2 separate regions of the Homo sapiens genome follow, and region 2 is linked to region 1. Evidence: chromatin loops called from intact Hi-C (ENCODE). Cell type or tissue: heart left ventricle. All regions are shown on one strand. Each heading gives the region's core, and the rest is flanking DNA. Links, peaks and the distances in the headings are about the cores only. Region 1 overlaps LOC124902216 (a long non-coding RNA gene). Region 2 overlaps LOC101928014 (a long non-coding RNA gene).

Region 1 (11,373 bases), core at 1,461-9,460:
GCACTCCAGCCTGGGCGACAAGAGCAAAACTCCGTCTCAGAAAAAACAAACAAACACAAACAAACAAACAAAATAAGTAAATAAATAAAAATAAAAGCTCAGCATCACCTAGCAATTGTGGACGTAGTTAACTGGGGTCTGAATCCCATTGCAGAGTGTTGTGCCTTCACTCTCCCAGGCACGGCTGGCCGGGGGGACCTGACTGGTCCAGTGAGGCAGTGATGGGCCTGTGAGCACAGTGAGACCACACTGGCACCAAACTCAGACTCAAGACTTAGCATGATTGGAAAGACAGAAAGTGCCTGGGGAGGGAGTGACTCCTGCTGGGGTGTGTTGTTGATTAGTGCCATGCTCACATCAGCTGAGACAGCCCGTGTAGCTCAAAGCCCTTGGGGTAGGCCTGGGTCGGCCTCACCTGCACACATCCCTGCTTTCCCCTAACCTGGGAGAAGCGAGGGGAGGACAGGAAGGGGTAGAGTAGTGGTCAGGGTGCTCCTCCAGCCCAGGCCTGGCTGGCAGAACGTGGCATCTCACAGGCTGTGTCAGGCATCAGCCGCAGCCGGCGCTGGTGCCAGGAGCCTCCTGAGAGCCCACACTGGATCCAGCAGGCTGAGAGGCACTTGTCCTGCAGGGCATGGAGAGGGAGGGGTGACCTCCTATGGGCAGCACCTGTGCCCTGAGAGTGGGGCTGGGTGGGGTGGAGGCTGTGGTGGGCGCAGAGCAGGGTGGCCCCAGCCACCAGAACTAGGGTCTGAGAACATAGTCAAATTCTGCATGCCACCCTGTCCTGCATCTTGGAGCCCAGGACAATGAAACCAGGGGTAGGAGAAAAAGGAACCAGACGTGCTCCCTGGTCTGCGTCCACTGCTGGCAGCTCTGCCGCCTCAGCAGAGGATGGCCACCACCTCTGCCCTGGGACTTGCCTGGGTGAGAGGGGCCTCCCCTCTCCGGGCAGCGTCTTCCTCGGATCTGCTCCTTTTTTTTTTTTCTTGAGATAGAGTCTCACTCTTGTTGCCCAGGCTGGAGTGCAGTGGCGCAATCTCGACTCACTGCAACCTCTGCCTCCCTGGTTCAAGCGATTCTCCTGCCTCAGCCTCCCAAGTAGCTGGGAATAAGGCACCCGCCACCAGGCCCAGCTAATTTCTGTATTTTTAGTAGAGACAGACTTTCACCATATTGGCCAGGCTAGTCTCAAACTCCTAACCTCAGGTGATCCACCTGCCTCGGCCTCCCAAAGTGCTAGGATTATAGGTGTGAGCCAAGGATCTGCTATTTCTTAATCACAGCAAGGTGGCGGCTGCAGGCCATCACAACACCAGGGCTGGCCAGAATGTGGCCCCTTGTTCTCTTGTCCATGCTGTGGCCAGCCTCCTGCCAAAGGGGCTTCCTCAGGCACCAGCGGGCATTGTAGGGATGAAGGACATCACAGTCCCTCTGCAGGCAGGGTCACTGGCCGGGGGTGGACTCCGAGGTTTGCCCCTGGGTGATGGGAGAGGGCGAAGATTCAAACAGGATGTCTGCCCTCCTGTGGTCTCTCTCCTGTGGCAGACATGAGGCTCCCCACCAACACACACACCTCCCTGGCTCAACTTGGGTGCTACTGCAGCACAGCAAAGCTCTGCAAACACTGCTATTATCTCATATTATTATCTCCTCCATGGGTCAGGATCTGCTCAGGGTCTCATAAGGCAGCAATAAGGTGCCAGTCAGGCTGCGGTCTCACCTGGAGCTCTGCTAAGGAAGACCCACTTCTGAGCTTATTCAGGCTGTTGGCTGAGTTTACCTGCTTGCTCTGGGTCCTGGCCAAGCGGGCCCTCTGTCGGCCGCTCACAACATGCAACTGGCTTCTTCAAGGCTGGCAGAACTTCTCTGACCTCAGGGAAGACCTCAGTCACTTTTTTTTTTCTTTGAGACAGAGTCTTGCTCTGTTGCCCGGGACGGAGTGCTCTGGTGTGATCTCAGCTAACTGCAACCTCTGCCTCTTGGGTTCAAGTCATTCTCCTGCCTCAGCCTCCCGAGTAGCTGGGATTATAGGCATGCGCCACCACGCCCGACTAATTTTTGTATTTTTAGTAGAGATGGGGTTTCTCCATGTTGACCAGGCTGGTCTCGAACTCCTGACCTAAGGTGATCTGCCTGCCTCAGCCTCCCAAAGTGCTGGGATTACAGGCGCGAGCCACTGTGCCTGGCCCCAGTCCCTCTTAAAGGGGTTGTCTCTTAAAGGGGTAGTCAGGCCCAGGACAATCTCCCTTTCGATCAATTCAAAGTCCACCAGTTAGGGACCTCAAAATCCTTTTTGCCATATCAGGTAGCACCATCAGGGTGATGCTATCCTATCACACTGATAGGCCCCCTATATTCAAAGGGATGGATTATGTAGGCCACAAACACTTTGATGGATGAATTTTGCTCTAATCTGTAATAGAAACATAAAATGGAAAGCCAGTAGACTTATAAATTAAGGTGGATTTTTAACAGCAAGTATGCAGATAGGATATGTTTTCTTCCCTTGTTTCAATATGTTGCTTATCATCTGGGGAAGGAGCAGGCAGAACTCAAAACAATGATAACAACCTTTTCTACCCATTTGGTTTGATGAGAAGAGAAGCAAACAAATAATTGGCAGGACTGTTGGGAACAGTTGTGTGGGTTGCACACTGCACAATCAAGAAGTGCTATTCTCAGCACAGTCAATGACACGCCTGGGAGTTACGTAGTCTGTAAATGGCAGTCCTGCTCTCCTAGACTGAGCCAGAATGGGATGGGGTTGGGACCAGCACAGGGCCAACCTATGGAAGGAGCCCAGTACCATGGGTGTCCTGACCAGAACTGAGTCCACAGGGCCCTGCCCTTTGACTGGAGATGCCTTGCCTGCTGTTCGTGCTTGGGTAGGAACAGGGCTGCCTCCCAGGGCACTCCCTGGTCAGTGAGCTGTGTCTGCAGGGGATGGCTGCTCCAGTCCATCTTCTCCACTCAGAGCAGGATGAGGTGGGTAACAGTAAGTCCAGATCTGGACACAGTGAGCGTGGTGTGCGGGTGACCTTTGGGCAGCTGGAGCTATAGGTCTGTCTCAGTGGCAATCAGCGAGGGAAAGTAGGGGTTAAGTCAGAAGGTGAAGGACCCCAAAAAGGTCATTGTGATACTGTGGAGGGAGCACTGGTTCCAATCCCAGCTCCACCTCTCAGGCAAATGAGGTCACCCCTCTGTGCCTCAGTTTCCTTGTTAGTAAATTAAGGGTAAAATTGCCAGTCTCCTACAGTGGAAGACATAAGTTTAAATGAGATCATGTAACATGGGGCACAAGGCCTTGCACAGAGGGTGTGCTCTCTAGAAGACTGACTAGGGCTTTTCCAGGTTGGGGAGTGCAGTGGAACCCACAACTGTACTGAGAGACAGACATCCCTTTTCAGTAGCAGGCCCAGAGAGCATCCCCATGGGCTTCAATACGGGGCACAGAGCTCAGCCTCTTAAGTCCCTGAAGGTCAGAAGTAGCTGGCTCTAAAAGTATCCAAACATTTAAAATCCAACCTGTGCTGTCTGGCCTGCTGAGCGCAACACCAACACCCCACAGTGGAAGCCATGAGCTCACTGTGTATGTCTGGAAGCTCCCCACCCCCGGGACTGAGGGCCTCCCGCACGCCTCTGCTCCATGGCATGCTCCCTCCTGCTGTGTCCACCACCTTCTGCGTGCTGTGTCTTTGCCACTGGCTGTGAGCACATTTGTACGTCTCTGCATGGTTAAACTGCACTTCCCGTGGGCAGATAAGATGCCTTTTTCTTTGTATCTTCAGCAACCAGCAAGGTGTTTGATACATAGAGAGGGAAAGTAAATACTGGATTATTTTTCTTTTTTTAAAAAAAAAATTTCCCTCAGCTTTACTGAAGTATAATTGGCAAATAAAAATTGTATATATGGCTGGGCATGGTGGCTCATACCTGTAATTCCAGCACTTTGGGAGGCCAAGGCAGGTAGATTGCTTGAGCTCAGGAGTTCTGGAGAACAGCTTGGGCAACATGGTGAAACCCTGTTTCTACCAAAAATACAAAAATTAGCCGGGCATGGTGTGTACCTGCAGTCCCAGATACTAGGGAGGTTGAGGTGGGAAGATTGCTTGAGCCCAGGAGGTGGGAGGATTGCTTGAGCGCAGGAGGTGGAGGTTGCAGTGAGCTGAGAGGGCACCAGTGGGCTCCAGCCTAGGTGACAGAGTCAGACCCTGTCTCAAAAAAAAAAAAAAAAAAAAAAAAGGATGTATTCAATGTGTACAATGTGATGTTTTGGTATATGTATATACCGTGATGATCACCACAATCAAGCTAATTAACATATCTATCGCCTTACATAGTTACCATTTTGGTGAGAACACTGAAAACCGACCCTTTCGGCACACTTCAAGCACACAATACGTGATTGTTAACTATAGTCACCATGCTGTACGTAGATCCCCAGAATTTATCTTATAACTCAAAGTTTGTACCCTTTGACCGACATCTTCTCATTTCTCCCTCACATCCCGGCCCTAATAACCACCATTTCACTCTATTTCTATGATGTCAACTTTTTTAGATTCCACATACAAGTGAGATCATGCAGTCTTGTTTTCCTTTATAAGTGGAACGGTTCCGAGTGAGCATGGTTAAGACTCAATATGACCAGCAGAGGGCGCAAGAACCAAGGAAGATGCGGGGGCGGGGCGATAAGGCCTCCCTGTGAGCAAGATTTCCTGGAAACACTTCTAGCAAGCAACACATTTATAATCTCTATTTTTTCTGTCATATTCTTTCCCTTTGCCTAGTCCCTGCAAGATTTGTCACTTGGCAGCTGCAAAGGCTCAAGGCTTGGGAAACTCCCAGAAAATCAGAGCCACCGCCCCCTGTCCATCCACATTTCAACAGCTGGAGAGGATTTAGATGGAATTGCCAGGGGTTGGGAATGGCTGGTTGGGAAGAAGCACTGTCGCCGGGGGTGGCCTTCGCCCTTAAGGGGCGTCAAGCCTACGTCACTGGGCTCTCAGCAGTTCGTTAGGCAGCCACTGAAGGGAGTGAGCGCCCTGTCTCCAGGGGTGTGCAAGGAGCTGGAAGGCAGGGTAAACTATTTCTACTCCAAAGGCTGTTGCAAGGATTGAGAGGGTGATTGTACGTTGTGCAATCCGGTGTCTGGGTATAGTATTAATAAGGGAAACATTTAAATTGTTGAGAACTCAGAAATGGGTGTAGGAAATGAGTCAGGTGATTCTGTGTTCCTAAGTCCCAAATACTGTTAAATTAATAGATGCTTTCCTGGAGAAAAGAATTTAAAAGAAAAAAATGTTAACATAAGGCAACATGTCTGATATGGAAGTGCAATATTTGTGCTATCAGAATAATTGAAACTGCACAAGAATTGGCAAACTGTGGCCCATTGCCTGTTTTTGTTTGGCCAGCAAACTGAGAATGGTTTTTACATATTTAAGTGGTTGAAAAAAAAATAAGAATCATATTTTGCGATGTGAAAATTAGATATAATTCAGGTTTTCATATCTATAAATAAAGTTGGTTGGAACACAGCCATACCCACTCATTTATGCATTATCTAGGGCTACTTTCACACTACAAAGACAGGGCTGAGTCACCACAATAGGGCCATGTGGCCTGCAAAGTCTAAAACATTTGCTTATATGGCCCTTTACAGAACAAGTTTTTCAATCCATGACCTAAGCTGTTAACACTAGCAAGGAGAAAGATTCACCTAAAAACCCCCTCTTGTTTTCTCATTTGGGAAAACTGAGGCTTGGACAGGAAATGGGCTTGCTCAAGGGCAGTAGCAGGAAGAGGTCTGCAAACCAGGGGTCCAGCTCATCTCGAGGTCCCCTGTGTGCTTTGCCAATCTGCAAATATGTGGAATTTGGCCATTTGGGAACTGGGCTTGTAAGCCCATTCCTGGCACCAAGAGGCAGGAACAAGGCAGAAAGTACAGATGTGACATGGGAGAGGGGGCCCAGGGAAGCCCAGTGCCTGTGGAGGTGGCACCAGCTCCTGTCCCATCCTCTTCGTGTGTCATCTTCAGTCAGTTCAAACCAGCAGGAGGCAGGAGGGCTGGCCTGGAGCCAGGGTACCAGAGGCTGATCCTGCCTGGCATCTGAGGGGTGGTGTGGCTGTAGCCTCCTTTTCCCCACCTAGACCCCAGAACTCTTGCCTGTAAAAGAAGCACCATGCCCCCTGTTCCATCCCCTCCCGAGCAGCACCCAGTGGGAGGTGCAGCTGGAGGAGGCAGTACCCAGCCCCCTCTCCCTTCCAGTCCTGGCAAGGTGGTGGAGGGGGGAGGTGGCAGGTGAAGACAGGACTGGTAGCCACAGTAGAGTCCTGTGTCAGGAAGGACAGATGCAAGTGTGAGTCCCTGCTGGAATGTGGGCAGGCCAATGTGATCTGGCCTGGCCTCCCTGCCACCAGGAGACATTCTGGAGGAGATGCTGTGGTCCACCTCACCTGGCTAAGGGGCCAGGGCCCAGACCCCTTCCCCAATCCCAGGCCTAGCTCCCCAGGCTGCCCAAGCTGGAAAGAATTCCCCACCCCCTACACAGGCTATAGAACCCTCCAAGAGCTCTGTGCCTATTAAACGTATTAAATCTGCAGAGCGTCTGGCACCTGGTGGGCACACCGCGAGCATGAAGGCCTCTTCTCTTATTAGGAGGACGGGACTGTGGCTTGGCCGTCCTTCTGATGAAAAGGAACAGAAAGTGGGGGGAGCGGGAGCAGAAGAGGAGACAAGAGCGAGAGTGAACGAGCAACAAAAGAAAGAAGAGGGGTGGGGGGAGGACTAAAAAAAAACAAAAGAAAGAGGAGGGGGAAATGGGTGGAAGAAGGGAAGAGAGGAAAAAAAAAAGCAAATAAAGAAAGAAAAGGGGAAAAGAAAGAAAAGCCGAGTCGTTTCCGCGGGCGCCTCGCCGCGTTCTGGCCCGCACGAGCCGGCCGCTCTCTGGGGTCTCAGGCTCTGCACGTCGGGGAGGCTCCTCGAAAAGCCGGGTCTGCAGCTTCCAGGGGCTGTGACCAGCGCTTCATGGGCTCTGTGGGAGCCCGGGGTGGAAACCAGGTCTCGAGCTGCGGCCTGGCACCAGCCCAGATGGGGCAAGGGAGGGCCTGCGGAGTCGGTCCGCACCGACCCTGACTCTCCTCGGAAGGCCGAAGCTGTATGCTCGTGGGGATCAGTCCTGGGCCAAGGGAGCATTCTCGAAGGGTCCACACTCGCCGGGGGGAGAGCGCCTGTGCGGGTCGCAAACACCATCCCCGCCCGGCCTTGCAGTCCGCGCCCAGCAGCGCGGCCGTGCCCACAGAGCCCCGGCACCCAGACGGCTACTTCCTGGCTCTGGGTGTGGCCTCAGGCGCCGCTGGTTCGCGTAACTGGACTCGGATGCAAGGTCTCTGCGGGAGCCGCCGGGGCTGGCGAGCGGTGGGTGTGAAATGGAGGCGGGACCCGTCCAGGGCCTGGAGGGCTGGGAGCGGCGGGCTGGCGGCTCCGCGAGTCCAGGAGCATCGCCTCAGGTTCCTGGACCACTAAGAACCGGGTCATCTCCGGGTCACAGGAGCGAGTTATTTATTTCCTATCTAAGGATCTGTCTTTTATTTTTATTTATTATTTTGGTTAAGAGACGGGGTCTGGATCTGTTGCCCAGGCTTGTGCAGTGGGGCAATCATTGTTCACTGCAGCCTCGAACTGTTGGGCTCAAGGAATCCCCCTACCTCAACCTGCCTAGAAGCTGGGACTACAGGCGCTTGCCACCACGCTGGGCTGTTGGATGTATTTAAACTAACACTTCCATAGAAAATTAAACATTAAAAAAATCAACAACAAAACTTACAAAACAAAAATAAAGTAGCGAATTCCAAAGGAACAAATTTGTAAATTGCTCCAAGAGGGGGAGCTTGGAAAGAGAGGGGGATGTGTCTAAAGGCGCTGTCACCCGAAACACAATTTGACCCCGAGCTTCTAGGGCTTTGAAATGACTCAAAACGAATGCCCACATTTGAGTTCGAAATTTTCATGAAAGAAAGGGTCACAGAGACTGGCTTCTCCAAAGAGAAAGCGAGTTGGTGGTCTCCAGGAGATAATGACCTGTAAGCGTGGGGAGGGGGTAATTTTATAATTCCAAAATTTTCTGTTTTGAAGCTAGAAAAGATGTTGCCAGTCTCGGCTCGGGGCAAAAGCAGGGCGAACGCCGCAGCCCACCCGGACAGGGCGTTCCGGGCGCGGTCCAGGCGGCCTCTGTCGGGCACAGCACACCTGCGGCCAAGGCCGGTGCCCCAGTCCCAGCAGCACCACCAACGCCACCAACAGCCTGCTGGGCCAAGGACAATCAGAACCAAAGGTTTAAAAAAAAAAAAGAAGAAGAAGAAAAAAGAAAAGAGGAAACGAGCTCCATTCCCGGCGCTCGCGACGCGTCCCCAGGGACGGACCGTGTGCTGGGTGGCTGGGCGCGCAAGGCTGCGCGGGGAGCAGAAGGCCGCGAGGTGGGGCGGCCCGGGGCCGCCTGGGCCCCTAGGGGCTGGACGTCAACCTGTTAGATAGAGGGCGTGGGACCCCCCGCAGGCGGCTGCTCGGACGACCGCATCCGGAGGTGAGCTGACCGTTCTGGAAGAAGCCTCCGCTCCACCGCGGCCCCAACTTCGTTTTGCCAATTAAGATGCAGACCCGCTGCAAGTGGGAGCGGAAACAAACTGCCCACGGCTGAGGCGGATGGAGGAGAGCCCAGCGCCCTCCAAGCGATGCACGATCCCCCTGCCGCTGGCTGCTGGCCGCTGAGCCTGCTCGAGTGCTCCTTCCAGACTTAGCTTCCTCCTCTGTACAACGAACGGCTCCTGGACCCGTTCGCACGCGGAGCCATTTCACAATCCCGTCTGGGAGGCGCTGGAGTAGGAGAAGGGTGTGGGTGGAGGGGAGGTGGTTCTGGAACCTACACCTGAATGCTTAGGGGATTCGGTTGTGGGAATGAGGTGGTCCCCTCCCTGTCCCGCAGCCTCCAAAGGGGCTGTAGGGTCTGAGGGGCAGAACATGGGTGGGGAGGGGGCCGGTTCTGCGCTCCGAGGGCCCCTCATCCAGCGACCGGGCGGCGCCGAGGAACCCCTGCCGCCCGGAGCCCCTCGCCGCCCGGCTGCTAGGGAGGGCGGCTGGCCCGGGGCGCTGAGGTCACCTTTTCCACTGCGCCCGCCGCGAGCAGGACGGTTTCCGGGATTTTCGCGGCGGCGGCTAGAGGCCTCGGGAGGGGGTGTGTCCCAGGCGTTGGGCTGGCAGCTGCGCCCCTGGGGTGGGGACTGCAATCCCAGACTGCACCCCACTGGGGAGGAGGCTTCCCCTCTCTGGGCCTCGGTGTCCTCGACAGGGAGGGGGTTCCCCTTCTCTGGGACCCTCTTTTTTCGGCCGCCAACGCGGCAGTGCCTGAGCAGAGGAGGCCCCGCCGCCGCCGCCGTTTTTGTGTAATTTTCGCCTAAAAGGGGTTTATCTGCTGGTTTGCCCTGGGGTCGGGCGACGGGGAGGCTGTGTCTATCAAGAGCCGGGGGATCAGGGACAGACCTACAAGGGAGGTGTTTTGGGCGACCGGGGGCAGGACCCTGGCTCTCTCAGCCCCTGGAGCCAGCTGCGGTCTCCCAAAGTTCCCTAGGCGCTGGGCATTCTCCTTCCAGCCCTCAGGGCCTCATTCCCAAAGCCACCCTCTGCTCATGCTGCAGGGCTGGCCTGGGGCTGCAGGAAATGGTCCTGGCCAGAGTCCAAGGAGCTGGGGGTGCACACCTGTGGAATGGGGTGAGGGCTGGGCTGCACTACTCTTTTGACTCCCCAAAATCTAGAGATGAGGCCTCCATCCTGAAAATGACCCCCTTCCCCACAAGCTGACCAAGAAGCTACCCCAGGGGGATGGCTCATAGTAAAATAAGTTTAGTGACAGCTGATGAACAGTGTGATCCCCAAATCCTTGGATCTGGAATCTGGGGACCCATTTTGAGGATGTGAGACCCTCAGGTCTTGAGCATGGGGCAGAGATGGTTCAAATTTGGGTAGCTTCTGTTAGGGCCCAAATAACAGGGGATGGGACAGAGGCTAGCTGGGCCTACTCAGGGGAGAAACCACCACTAGGCTATGCCCTTAGGGAGATGCAGAAGCCAGGGGGTGAGGAAGGGGCAGGGGCCCTGCTAAGATGGGGGAGGTGAGGGAGGAAGCCGGAAAAAGGAGCTTGATATGGCTCTGTACAAGAAGCAATAGTAAACCAGCCCTACTCACTGGAGTCCCTGCACCAGGGCTGCCTCTTGCTGGGCCTCAGTTTCCCATCTGAAAAAGGAGATGGTTGGATTGAGTGATACTATTGCACTCATCTAGGGAGGGTTCTCTGAGTCTACCCGTTGATAGGGGGAGCCTGACTGGGCTGCCCCAGCCTCCCAGGAGACACTGGCTTGTTTCTATTTGCCAGGTAGGATGTCAGTGGCTGCTTGGCCAACAGCGACAGGGCCAGCTTCCTGGTCTCTTGGTCTCTCAGGAGGAGGCCTGCTCAGTGTGGGATACTGTTGCTCTTAGTGCGCCCCTCTCCACCCTTTCCAAAGAACCATGTAGGCTCACAGCACCACTCTCCGAGGGAGTCCGAAGCAACTGGCGGCCATTGAGGCCACCTTCTTTCAGTCCCAATGGTAACTCTGAGTTCAGAAAGTCATGCAACAACTGGGAAGGAGAGACAGTGGGCTCTTGGGACTGGGATCTTACCAGAGTAAGGTAGTCTTTGTCCTCACTCCAGGCCCTACAGACAAAGGATCTGGGCCACTTCCTAGTCCCCACCTGCCCCCCACCCCCACTCCCGAGTCTGGGGCAGGTGCCAGGGACTGAGGGCCAGCCTGAAGGCCTCCCCACCAGCAGCTGGAGCTGGAGAAAGGACTTCAACTTGGGTGGGGGGCATGGCTGTAGGTGTGGTAAGCCCTAGTTACCTGAGGTAAAGACTGAGGCCCCACATGGAGCTCACAGAGGAAGTCCGGGTGGCCCAGGACACCCCCAGTGCATCAGGCGCTGACTGGCAATGGTGGATGGGGCTAGGAGGTAGGCCCTGTGATTCCTGAGAAGGAGGAGGGCAGATGCTCCTCCCCCAACCTCCTGGGGACACTTCTCCCCTCTTGCCTGGAGGAACTGTTTTCTCTCCAAACAGACCTAAGGGCTCCCAGGGTGCAGGACCCTCGGAGTGCAGGACCCCCTCACTGAGTTCTCACAGTCTCTCTGGAGCCAAAGGTCAGCATCTCCTCAGGACAGGTAAGGAAACAGGCCCAGAAAGGGTCAGTGGTTTCACCAGTAGTGGCAGGACCAAAGAGAGGAGTTCAGCGTAGGGTAGCTTTGGGGTTGTTCACTCCACGGCTTGGGCTTATACTCTTCTA
Region 2 (11,373 bases), core at 2,139-10,138, 130 kb after region 1:
ACTGAACAAACCGAGAATAGAAGGAAACCAATGAAAAACCCATGAAGTTAACTTCATATATAATAATGAAAAGCTGACTTATTTTCTCTTAAGATCAAGAAAAAAACAAGGATGTCTGTTCTCACCACTTCCGTTCAACTTTTACTGGAGGTTCTAACCAGCGAAATTAAGTAAGAAAAAAAATAAAATGTATCTAGATTGAAAAGTAAGAAATAAAATGATCTCTATTTGAAGAAGAAATGAACTTTTATACATAAACTCCTAAGGAATTCGCTAAAAAAACTATTATTAGAACTAATAAACAAGTTCAACACAGTTGCAGAATATAGGATCGATATATAAAAATCAAATATATTTCTAAACAACATTTACAATAACATGAACAAGAATAAAATACTTAAGAATAAGTTTAACAAAAGAAGTGCAAAACTTTTACTTTCAAAACTACAAAATATTGTTGAAAGAAATTAAAGAAGACCTAAATAAATGGAAAAACATCCCATATTCATCCCATATTCATGGACAAAAGACTTACTATTGTCACGAACGCAATGTTATCCAAAATGATGTGCAGATTCAATGCAATCCCTATCAAAATTTCAGCTGATTTATTTTTGGAAATTGATAAGCTGACCCTAAAATTTATAAAGAAATTCAAAGGACCTGAAATTGTCAAAATAATCTTGGAAAAAGAACAAAGTTGGAACAGTCATTCTTTTCCTATTTCAAAACTTACTACAAAGCAATAGTGATCAAGACATTTTGGCAGTGGCATAGGAAAGACCTTTATTTAAATGGAATAGAACTATGAGTCCAGAAATGAGCTCTCACTTTTATCGTCAATTGATTTATGATGAGGGTAGCCAGATGATTCAATGGAGGAAGAAAAATCTTCTTAGCAAATGGTACTAGGACAACTGAATATCCACATGCAAAAGAATGAAGGAGTATCCCTACCTCACACCATATACCAAAATTACCTCAAAATGGATCAAAGACTTAAATGTAAAAGCTAAAACTATATGTCTTAGAAGAAAACACAGGTGTAGATCTTCAGAATCTTAAATGGGAAATAGTTTCTTAGATTGACATCAAAAGCACAAGCAGCAGAAAAAAAATAGACTGAACATCATCAAAATTAAAACTTTTTACACTTCAAAAGACACCATCAAGAAAGTAAAAAAAAACACAAAGTGAGATAAAATATTTGCAAATCGTATATCTTATAAGAGATTTGCATCTAGAATATAAAAAAAATTACTACGAAATAACAAAAAGACAAGTAACCCAATCTATAGATGGGCAAAGGGTCTAAAATGACATTTCTTTAAGGAAGATATACAATAGATATTAAGAATATAAAAAGATGTTTGCTATCATTAGTCAACAGGCAAATGCCAGTCAAAATCATGAGCTATACCACTTCACATCCACTAAAATGACCAGAATAAAAAAGACAATAGCAAGTATGTAGAGAAATTATAACCCTTATGCACAGTTGGTGGGAATGCAAAATTGTGCAATTGCCTTGGAAAACTGTTTAGCAGTTCCTCAAGATATTACAGTTTCCATATTACCCAGCAATTATATACCTAGGTATACACTCAAGAGAAATGAAGACTTGCATATGAATGTTCAGAGAAACTATTTAATAACCAGAATTAATAGCCCCAAACTGGAACCAACTCAAGTATCCTTTAGCAGGTGAATGATCAAACTACTGTGTGGTGTATTCACACCATGGAATCCTACTCAGCAGTAAAAAAGAATAAAGTATTTATACATGTGACAGCATGGATAAATTTCCATGCAATTAGGCTGAGTGAAAAAAAGCTACACATGAAAAATTTTGGGGGGTGATTTATATGTTCAGTATTTTCATTGTGGTGAGGGTTCCACAGATAGATAGATAGATAGATAGATAGATAGATAGATAGATAGATAGATAGATGATAGATAGATAGATAGACACAAACACATACACATATGTACAGAAGCATATCAATTTTTATTAAGAAAAAGACAAATTACAGAATGGAAGAGAGTTATTTGTAAACCACATATCTGATAAGGGTTTAATATCCAGAATATATAAAAACCCTTACAACTCAACAACAAAAAGACAATCCAATTAAATAATGGGCAAATAGCCAACAAGACATGAAAAGATGCTTGACATCATTAGCCATTAGAAAAATGCAAATCAAAACCAGAATGAGATACCACTTTACACTTACTAGGATGGCTATAACTAAAAAAAAACAGAAAGTAGCAAGTGTTGACAAAGAGGTGATGAAATGGAACCCTCATACATGCGTGGTGAGAATGTAAAATGGTACCAACACCATGGAAAAGTTTTGAAGTTCCTCAAACAACTAAACATAGAGTTATCATATAACCCAGCAATTTCAGTCCTAGCTATATACCTAAAAGAATTGACAACAGGAACTTGAACAGATACTTGTTTGCCAGTGGTTTATGTAGCATTATTCACAATTAGCCAAAGGGTGGAAACAACCCACCCTTAGAGGAATGTGGTTTATCCATACGATGGAATATTATTCCACAATAAAAAGGAAGGAAATTCTGATACATACTACAGCATAGATGAACTTTGAAAACATGCTAAGTGGAATAAGCCAGACACAAAAGGACACATACTCTGATTCCACTTACATTAAATATCTATAATAGGCAAAATCATAGAGACAAAAATTAGAGTTTACTAGGGGCTAGAGGGGAGGGGAAATGGAGAGTTACTGTTTCATGGGTACAGTTTCTGTTTGGGGTGATGGTTGCACAACAATGTGTATTACTTAATGTCACTGAATTATACACTTAAAACAGTTAAGATGGCAAATTTTGTGTTATATATACTCTACCACAATTTAAAAAATAATTAATAATATACCAAAAATCACTGAATTTTACACTTTAAATGGGTGAATTGTACGGTATGTGAATTATATCTCAAAAAAGCTTTTCTAAGAACTTATCAACTTTCATACTTTACTTGTTTGCATTTTACTACGTATCAGTTATACTTCAATAAAGCAGTTAACAAAATGCTGCAATGCATGACTTTGATAAAAATAAAAATTAAATCGTAAGGAAAAAATTAAATTCCAAATGCAGTCTCTTAATCATTCCAATAATACGGATTGATACAGTGCAGAAACATGCAGTCCCTCTTCATTTCCCTGCTTCCCTGAAATCCATTCATTTAAATAAGAATAGTGTGTGCCCCACTCAGCATGTGCCAGCGGGCTGTGACCTCCAGCACACCATGCCTGAGTTTATTTACACTGGTCTTAGGAGGTGAGTGCTGAGGCACTGAGATTCAAGGGACATAGATGGGACAATGGTGACTTAAGCTCAACAAGCCTTGGTTTCTTTATCCATGAAATGGGAATAATAATATCTGCTTCTAAGGATTAATGAAGGCATCTTTCCAAAAGGGTGGTGTGTGGCACATGGAAGAGGCTGCCTACACACAGCTTTGAGTAAGTGGGGGTCTGATATCCTCCCGTGAAGAACACGTCGTCCTTGCCCGGACTTCCACATCGAGGGAGGGAGGAAAGAACTCAGAAGGGAAGGGCGAGGGGAGCAGAGTGGCCTGGGATTGGTGTGGAGTCCATGTGCTTCTCAGCCCCTAAGAAGTTGTGGAGTGATGGGTGAGTGTGACTCGAGAGGGGTGGGCAGCACCTGGAGTGGGGAGCTGAATATCAGAAAACAGAGGGGCCCGAAGTGGAGACAGAGTCCCCTGGACAGTAGGCTTCTCAAAGTCCCTTTGGGCAAACGCTGGCCTCTGTCCCCAGGCCCACTGTTAGTATTTTATTCCATCCCATCCCTGCAACGTGCCTCCTATCCTCACCTGCAAGAGGCAGTGAAGCTACCTGGCAAGGGGGTGCAGAGGAGGAAGGGGCTCAAGTTGCACCCCCATCCACCCTCTTCCCAGCCCACAGGCTCTGCTACTATAGCACCCCCTTCCCGCACATTGTCCCCTCAACCAGGGAGGCTGTGCAGTGCCAGACATCCCTGGCTGGGCAGTTGGTGGCAAGGGGCTCTCTCTCTGTCCCTCGGTCTCCCCACCCCTGGGCTGTGATCTCCCCACACCTCTCCTGGCTGGGACCTAGCCATGCCCCCTGCCACCCTCCCAGATTTGTCCATCCCTCCAGGCCTTCAGTCCCCCAGGACCTAGCTCTGGACAGCCAGGCTGGGCTATGAATAGCACACAGCCCTTTTCCTTTCCAAATATAAAATGTTTGCTTTCAATCAGGGGCGTCTGGGGAAATGGAAATTATAGGATTGGAGAGTGTCCTTGGGTAAAGAAATACCTCGAATGCCGAAACCTCGCAGGGCCTCTGATTAGGGCTGGAATAATTCCTGCTCTAATATAAACAAGCCTCACTAGGCTAATGGGGGGCAGGGAGCGAGGCCGGGAAATAGGGGCATATGCCTCGTCTTTGTTCTCTTTCCTCCCAGCATGCCAGTGCAGCAGGGCCCGGGGGCCCGGGGCGTGGAGCAGCTCTGGGGGCCCCTCAGGACATCAGAAACCTTAGCTTTGTGGCGTGCTGAGTGACCACAGGCAGGTGGCTGTCCTGAGGCCTGGTGATCCCACAGGGGTGGGTTGGGATAGATGGGGCATCCATCTTAAAGGCTGTCTGGTCTAGTCCCGGCTCCTTGAACCCCTCCATGCTTCTGGGCCTTAGCCTGGCTCTGGGATTTGGAGGAGTGACCAGGGCTGAAGCCAGCAAGGCAGATGGGCTGGGGCCAGAGAGAAAAGAGGGGAGCCTGGGGAAGCGGTGCCAAGCAGAAATTTCCCAAATGGTCAGTCAGTCAACAAACATTGGTTGGCATCTTCTCGAGGCACCAGGATGTAATGGGGGTGAAAACGCTGTCCCCATCCTCAAGGGGCACAGAGTTGAGTGAAAAAATAAACACACCAACCGTAAGTGTTAGCAGCGTAGCACAGGGTGGAGGCCTGCAGAGGGAGGGCCTTGTTCCCAGGGTGGGGACAGGAGGGAGCAGCTCCCCGTGCCTTGGAGGGCTTGGCCCTCTCCTCAGCACTGTGCTGCCACCTCCTCATGGCATTCCCTGTCAAGAGCCCCCGTTAGACCAACACCTCAACTTCCCAGAGCAGGGAAAGTCCTCGCAATTACCAAAGATGTTTGATAACACCCAGCGTCAAAGCACAGACTCATTATTTGTTTTCTTTTTTGCAGAGTGAACTCTCAGGCTAACTGCTCTTGCTTGGCATCCAGTGCGAAGGTGTGCAGCCACCTCCACGCAAAGCATTCAGAGAAAGGAGGCAGGCCCAGGTGAGCACAGCTAATGAAACATAGAGATTGGGAAACTCTGGAGAGCGTTCATAAAAACTCAAAGGTCTCAAAATATGTGGTCATGTAGTTTAGGAACCTCAGAGGCCTGCAGAGGAACAGGACACGGTGGGTGTTGGGTCGCAGGGGTCGGGTGGGGGTGCCTCGTTTCAGTTCTGGCTCTCTGTCTCTGTTGCCTCAGGCAGCTCCTTCTCCATTCTAAACCTCAGTCTCTCATCTGTAAAATGGGTACAGTTGGTAAAGAAAAAGCCATCTGAGGTGATGCTAAGGAAGAAGGATCATCAGGACATTGGGGGTGAGCAGGCTGAAAGTCCTGGAGCCCCCCAGTCCACGGCGCAGGCTGGCTGCGGTGTCTTGGTCAGCACCAGCTCTCCGAGAGGCCACCCGGCTTGGCTCAATGTATACTGGAGGCCCAGACAGGTCAGGGAGGAGGCAGAGGGCTCAGCTGGTATCTTTGGAGAGAAGTGGAGGTGCCAGCAGTGTGCGCAAATCACCTTGTTTTGTCCTTGGGATAGTCTGGGGGGAAAGTTGAGAGCCCCTAGGTCTTGGGGTTGGGGGAAGCCTTGGGAACTGGGACCCACAGGTGAGGGAGGGGCTGGGAAAATGCCCCAGCTCCTCCTCCCCTGCCTCCAGGGGCTGAGCTCTGTCAGGATGAGGATGAGATCCACTGTCCAGAGCAGGAAGGAGGAGGGGAAGAGGCAGCCAGGCCCAGCGTGGGACACCTGCCCAGTCTCCCCCTGGGTGGAAAAGAGCCCTGCCAAGGCCTGCCAGGGGCTGCTGCGGACCCCTGCTGAGTGACTGAGGCGGGACTCACCCTTCACGCCCCTGTTCAGCATCTTGGGTGAAAAACTTGAGAACGTGGCAGGCTGCAGCCGCAGGCCTCAGAACCAGCAGGGCCCAGCAGGAGGAAGCCGGCACCTGGAGGAGCAGGCTTGGCCGGGGATGAGGGCAAGGGGTGGGACCCCTCCCCAGGAGGGTGGGAGCGGGAACACGCCCCAGGAATGTGATGGCAGCCTCGGCAGATGGCCCCCTGCCCGCCCGCCCGCCCTGGGCCGCCAGCGGTTCCGTATTTACACTACATTAATAATGGTTTAAACGTTCTCATAAATAGATGCTGATTAATTGGCAATCCATTTGCTGAAGCCCGGCCTGCCAGACGGTTTCCTGGAGGCCCGTTCCACATCCCTATAAACACCATCAGCGAGCAAAGCAGGCGCTAATGTACCCGGCGCCCAGCCCGCCCCCCGGCCGCCGGAGCAATTCCTCAGGCCTGAAAGGGCCACCGACCCGCAGCTGCACCGGCTGCCTGGAATTCCCGGCCTCGGCCGTGGGAGGACGACTCCAAGGGCCCCTTCGGGGCAAAAGGGTTCCACTGGGTGGCAGAGAGGGCAGAGGCACGGTGGCCCAGCAGCCGGTGCAGTGGGGCGCAGCTGGCCCCCACAGGCTGTGCTGGCAGAAGCTTGCTGGCTGAGCTTGTCCCGCCTGAGCCGGGGGCGGCTCCTCTCTGCTGCCCCCAGTGGCCTGCAGACCGCCATTGCAGTGGTCACTCTATACCACCGGGTCCAGGCCCTTGGGTCTCTAGGGATCTGGAGACCATTCTGGGACAGTGGGCTGAGTCCCTCCATGCCGGGGTGAACCAAGCCCGGGCTCATGGCTGCTTTAGGGAGCAGTCACTGCCCTTCACTGCCCGTGGGCAGTCCGGCACCTCCCTGCTCTCTCTCGGTCTCCCTGGCCTGCGTGTGCCCTCTCTTTTGTTCACCTGGCAGAGGCCTCTCTTCTGTACATTGCGAACCAGGTTGCGCCTTGTGCACAGGGTGTCGGGAGGAAGGGTACGCATTCATGCAAAAAGCAGAGCCGCTGCAACCTACCTGACCTCTTGGCCCTCCTCTACAAAGCTCCTGTCCCTTAGGGGGAGGGCTGAAGGAGGGCTCGCCCCCTGCCCCTGCGGCCCCGCCTCCCTCAGCACCTCACCAACATCAACTCTTCTCTGCGTGCCTCCTGCATCCATTTCGCAGATGGAACACTGACGCTTGACAGTCACCTGCCCAAGGTCGCCGGCTGGCAAGTGACAGTGTCAGAACTCAAATCCGGCATCTGCCCCAGGGGCCCTGACCAGGGAGTCCTGCTGCCCTAGGATGGGTTGTTGAAAGAATGAATGGGAGTGAATGAATGAATTTTACAAACCCAGGTCCAGGGAGGGAAAAGGATGGGGGAGGGGAGAGCCGAGGAGAGGGAGCCCCTCCCACCCCTTCCCTGATGATTGGTTTTTAAACCTCGGGCAGACCCAGCCCGAGTGGGGAGGTCAAAGGTGGCCACTGATGGCTGTCACTCAAGCAAAATAGCCCCGTTTTCATTTTTCACTTGGGCCCAGACCCCTCCAAACAGACAGTGATTAGGCCCTGATTGAGCCTTTCCTCTGCCTGATGACTCCCACATGTGACCCGCTCCCAAATTACATGCAAATGTTCCGCGGACGAGCTGCTGAAAGCCCCCGCCCGCCCCTGCCTCCGCCCGTACTCCCGGGAGGGGCGGCAACCCGCCCCGCGCATACCCCCTCCCCCGCAGGTGCGCGTCCAGGTTCGGGTCTGCCTGGCTTTACCTTACCTGCGTCCTCTCCGCTGCTTCCCGTGCAGGTGCGAGGCCTCGCGCACCGCAGCGCCGCCTGCCGGTGACGTCTGGCCTCCGTTTGCTCATCTGTGAAGAGGGCGCGATGATGGAGGCCGAAGGGTGCCTGTGGACTTTGGCACAGCCTGTGCGCGGTGCATTGTGTTCTCCAACCGGAACGGGAATGGTGGCGGCGGCGAAGGCCATGACTGTAATTGCTGTTAGAGTCATACAGCTGAAATGCTACGAGCACCGACTGTGAGGCCAGAGTGCTAGGCTCAGAGGAGGCGCAGCACGCAGTGCCAGCCCAGCCTGCGGCAAGTTATTGGATCTGGCTGCCCCCGATTCTCGCCGATGGAATAGGGGTCACAAGAATGCCCACCTCACAGAGGTGTGGAGAAACAGAATAAACACACTCATCTACAGTGCTTACAACGGCACCGGCCACACAGTATTACGTTTATAACTGACGCTGCGCAATTCTGGGGGCACAGCGCATATAGAGGGGACTTTGTGGGCAACAACCTGGGACGGGGCAATCATGCAGCGGGAACAGCCCCGATGTCTCACTGCCCCACGCAGTGATACCAGCAGCTGTTGTCCTGGAGTCTTCTGGGCACCAGTCTGTCCTGGAAGCACCTCTGTGGCCAGCTCCTTCATCCTCGGGTCGGTCCCGTGAGGTGGTAACACCACGATTTTCATTTTCAGAGGAGGACATTGTGGCCCAGAGAGGTTCGGCAGCTGGTCAGTGGTGGAGGTATCCTGAGGCTGACCTCACCTGCAACTTGGGAGCTGAAGCCCTGGCCTGCAGACGGCAGAGAGGACAGCTAGAGGAGGCTGCCATGGGGTCAGCCTAGAGGCCTCAGCTTATCCTAGGCCAACACCTCCTTAGATTATCCCACCTAGGCCCTCAAAGGACAGGACTCCTCTCTGCAGCATCCTAGGGGTGCAGCCGTACAGGCCCTGGTTACATGCCTCCTGTGAGGGGGAGCTCAGTCTCATGCCTGGGAGAGCACTGCAGCCCTGAGCCAGGGAAGGGAAAGGCCTTCCTATTGCACAAAGCCTCCTTAGCTTCAGGAGGCATGCTTGTCTCACTGCCTTGGGTCAATCACTATGAAAGACACACTGAACACACATACACACACATGGAGAGGACGAGGGAGAGGGAGAAAAAGTAAGAGAGAGAGGAGAGAGACCCACTCATGGACCCAGGGAGAGGTGCAGATCTGGGAGGGAGATGATCAGGGTGTGCAGTAAGTCCCCAGGGCAAAGGGCTTTCAGAGAGAGATTGGGTTGGGGATGGGAGAATTTGTGCTTTGGACTGGGGAAGAGGGGAGTGAGGCTGAGGCAGAGAGGAAGGCAGGTCTTGGAGGCAGCAGAGCTCAAGAAAGAAGGAGCAGGCAGGTGGGGGGCAGAGAGGTGGGGCCTTTGACTTCACTCATTTGAAGTGACCAAGAGCTCTTTCTGGGGACAGGCTGAGTGGGCAGAGTGAGGAGGAAGGAGATGAAGACATGAGCACAGCTGGGCTGCAGAGGGCTGTTGGGCAGGTTGTGCACTGCACACAGGAGCTCCAAGGAGTCCAGCCAGCTCCTGCTGGACACACTCAAGGTTGTAGCCTGCGGCCAAGAGGGGCATCTTCCCCTGAATCCCACAAAGGTACCCTAAGGCTAGCAGGTCCTTGGGCAGGCTCTGGGGGAAGGGAGGGCACTCGGGAAGACTGAACTGCTGGCTGGTGGGTTTGTCTGTGAATTTTGAGGTGAAAAGGACGAGGGCCTGTGCAAATACTGGTTGGGGAGCAAGTCAGGACAGAGAAGGGACCCTGTGGTGACTTGCCCTGGGTCACAGGGCCAGCAGTGACACAGGTGGGAATTGCCCCCACCCTCTAACCATGCTGGCCACCCCTGCCCCTTGCACAGTGGCCCTCCATTTCTGGGCAGGAAGCCGGCCGAGCCCCTCCCTCACCGGCAGGTGGGTGGCCCCTCATCAGCCTGATGTGGAAAGTGAAATAACTTCTCCCAATTACCCTCGAATCTGGAAACTTTTTGTGCCTCCGACATTTCCTCCAGCCTGGGAGTTAATCAGCCCCTTGGCTGTCCCCTTGCTGGGGCCGGGTGTGGGGGCACCAGGGGCAGTCGTGCCCTAGAAAATTATTTCTCATCACCAATTATTGCCCATTAGAGCTAATGGTTGCGCTTAATCACCGTACACTTATCTGGGGTTTTTTAAGCCACTGGAACAGCCTCCCCTCCACCTTCTCCCCCCAACCCAGTTCTCTCTTGAGCAAAGCTGAAGCCATTGCCAGAAATATATATTTTTTTAACCAAATCACACATCTGATACCGTTTTGTTTGAAAAATGAGCTGCCCTCCCCTTTCGTGTCTGCTGGTCACACAGCCGTGAAGTTGTGGGACAGCAATGGGACCTCTGTGGGGTGCATTCCCAAGGCCTCTGGAGGAGGTGAGACTCTTCCTCCCCAACAACTCTGCAAGGGGGAGGGGACTTAGCCCCAGTGACAGATTAGGAAACTGAGGCTTGGAGGGATGTGATGAAGGTCACCAAGGAGTGATGTGAGGCGGCATGAGTCGCCCCGCGCTCTTTCTGCTTCGGTCTAGGTGCCAGAGACGGAGCAGGAAGGCAGCCCTGGGGAATTCTCACACTGTTGGAATTGGGACCAGGTGAGTCAGGTGGAATGTGGCTCACCCACAGCAGCCCTGCTAGGCCAGGACATCAAATCAGAAATTCTTTTGAAAACATTATTCACATGTCCAACCAAGAAATGGACAGGCTCAGATGTTCCACTCTGCACACACAAAACCTTTGGCTCATGAGGGCAATTCATGATTTTCTTGGGCAGAAATCTGCTCCACAGTCTCTTTCCAAAGAGGCCAGAGCCTCTTTGAGCCTTGGTTTCCTAATCTGCAAAATGGGGCTCTGATTCCTGAAAGAGCAGGACTGCTGTGAGGACTCCAGGTGCTGCCTTGAACCTGTAGCTAGTGTAGAGAGTCAAGGAATGGGCACAGAGGGGCCTGGGAGCAGCTCCGTCCCTAGAGGGCTGGCTTGAGGAGGGCTGCAGACAGGTACCAGGGACATAGGGCTGTTGCCTACTGCCACAAGCCAGGGCCTGAGACCACACTGTCCAACAAGCTAACTTGTTCCATGGACCCTTGCTGGGAATCTGAGAGCCTCAGGCAAAGCCTTGTGGGGCCTACGGAAGTGGGTTCATTCATTCGGAAGTTCTTAAAGATCTCCAAGCTGGGCACACAGCAAGAGAAAAGACAGGAGGCCAATCCCCACTTCCAGGGCACTTAGGAATGGATCAGGGAGAGGGAGGATAAATAGATGTCAGATTAGTCACCCGGATCATTCCAGCTCAACCTACAGAAAAGGATGATGGAATGACAAGCTATTATAGAATACGATGTGGTGTGTG

What was found. A loop is a pair of places that touch in the nucleus more often than their neighbours do. Peaks named below come from ENCODE experiments on the same cell type or tissue, not always from the same donor. Only the 100,000 strongest peaks of a DNase experiment are listed, where the experiment ranks them.
Region 2: it touches region 1 in a loop (5-fold over the local background); 50 of 110 quality-filtered maps call a loop at or near these places.

Annotation. Positions count from the first base shown.
Region 1 is chr9:93,956,431-93,967,803 of GRCh38, reverse strand. The region is part of intron 1 of LOC124902216 (a long non-coding RNA gene); the gene reads right to left. It overlaps BARX1-DT (BARX1 divergent transcript), which reads right to left. Exons shown (of 2, transcript NR_144455.1): 1 at 10,936-11,373; 2 at 9,882-10,291. Among named protein-coding and RNA genes, the nearest start is that of BARX1-DT, 6.3 kb to the right of the region's middle. RefSeq lists an enhancer at 1,166-1,335. In heart left ventricle, for the core only: a CTCF peak has its summit at 4,654 (motif pointing right); DNase peaks (open chromatin) are centred at 4,683, 7,243 and 8,793; H3K4me3 peaks cover 1,332 bases; H3K27me3 peaks cover 5,307 bases.
Region 2 is chr9:93,823,086-93,834,458 of GRCh38, reverse strand. The region is part of intron 1 of LOC101928014 (a long non-coding RNA gene); the gene reads right to left. Among named protein-coding and RNA genes, the nearest start is that of MIR4291, 9.4 kb to the right of the region's middle. RefSeq lists an enhancer at 4,352-4,521. In heart left ventricle, for the core only: a CTCF peak has its summit at 6,854; DNase peaks (open chromatin) are centred at 6,828 and 7,958; H3K4me3 peaks cover 452 bases; H3K27me3 peaks cover 4,464 bases.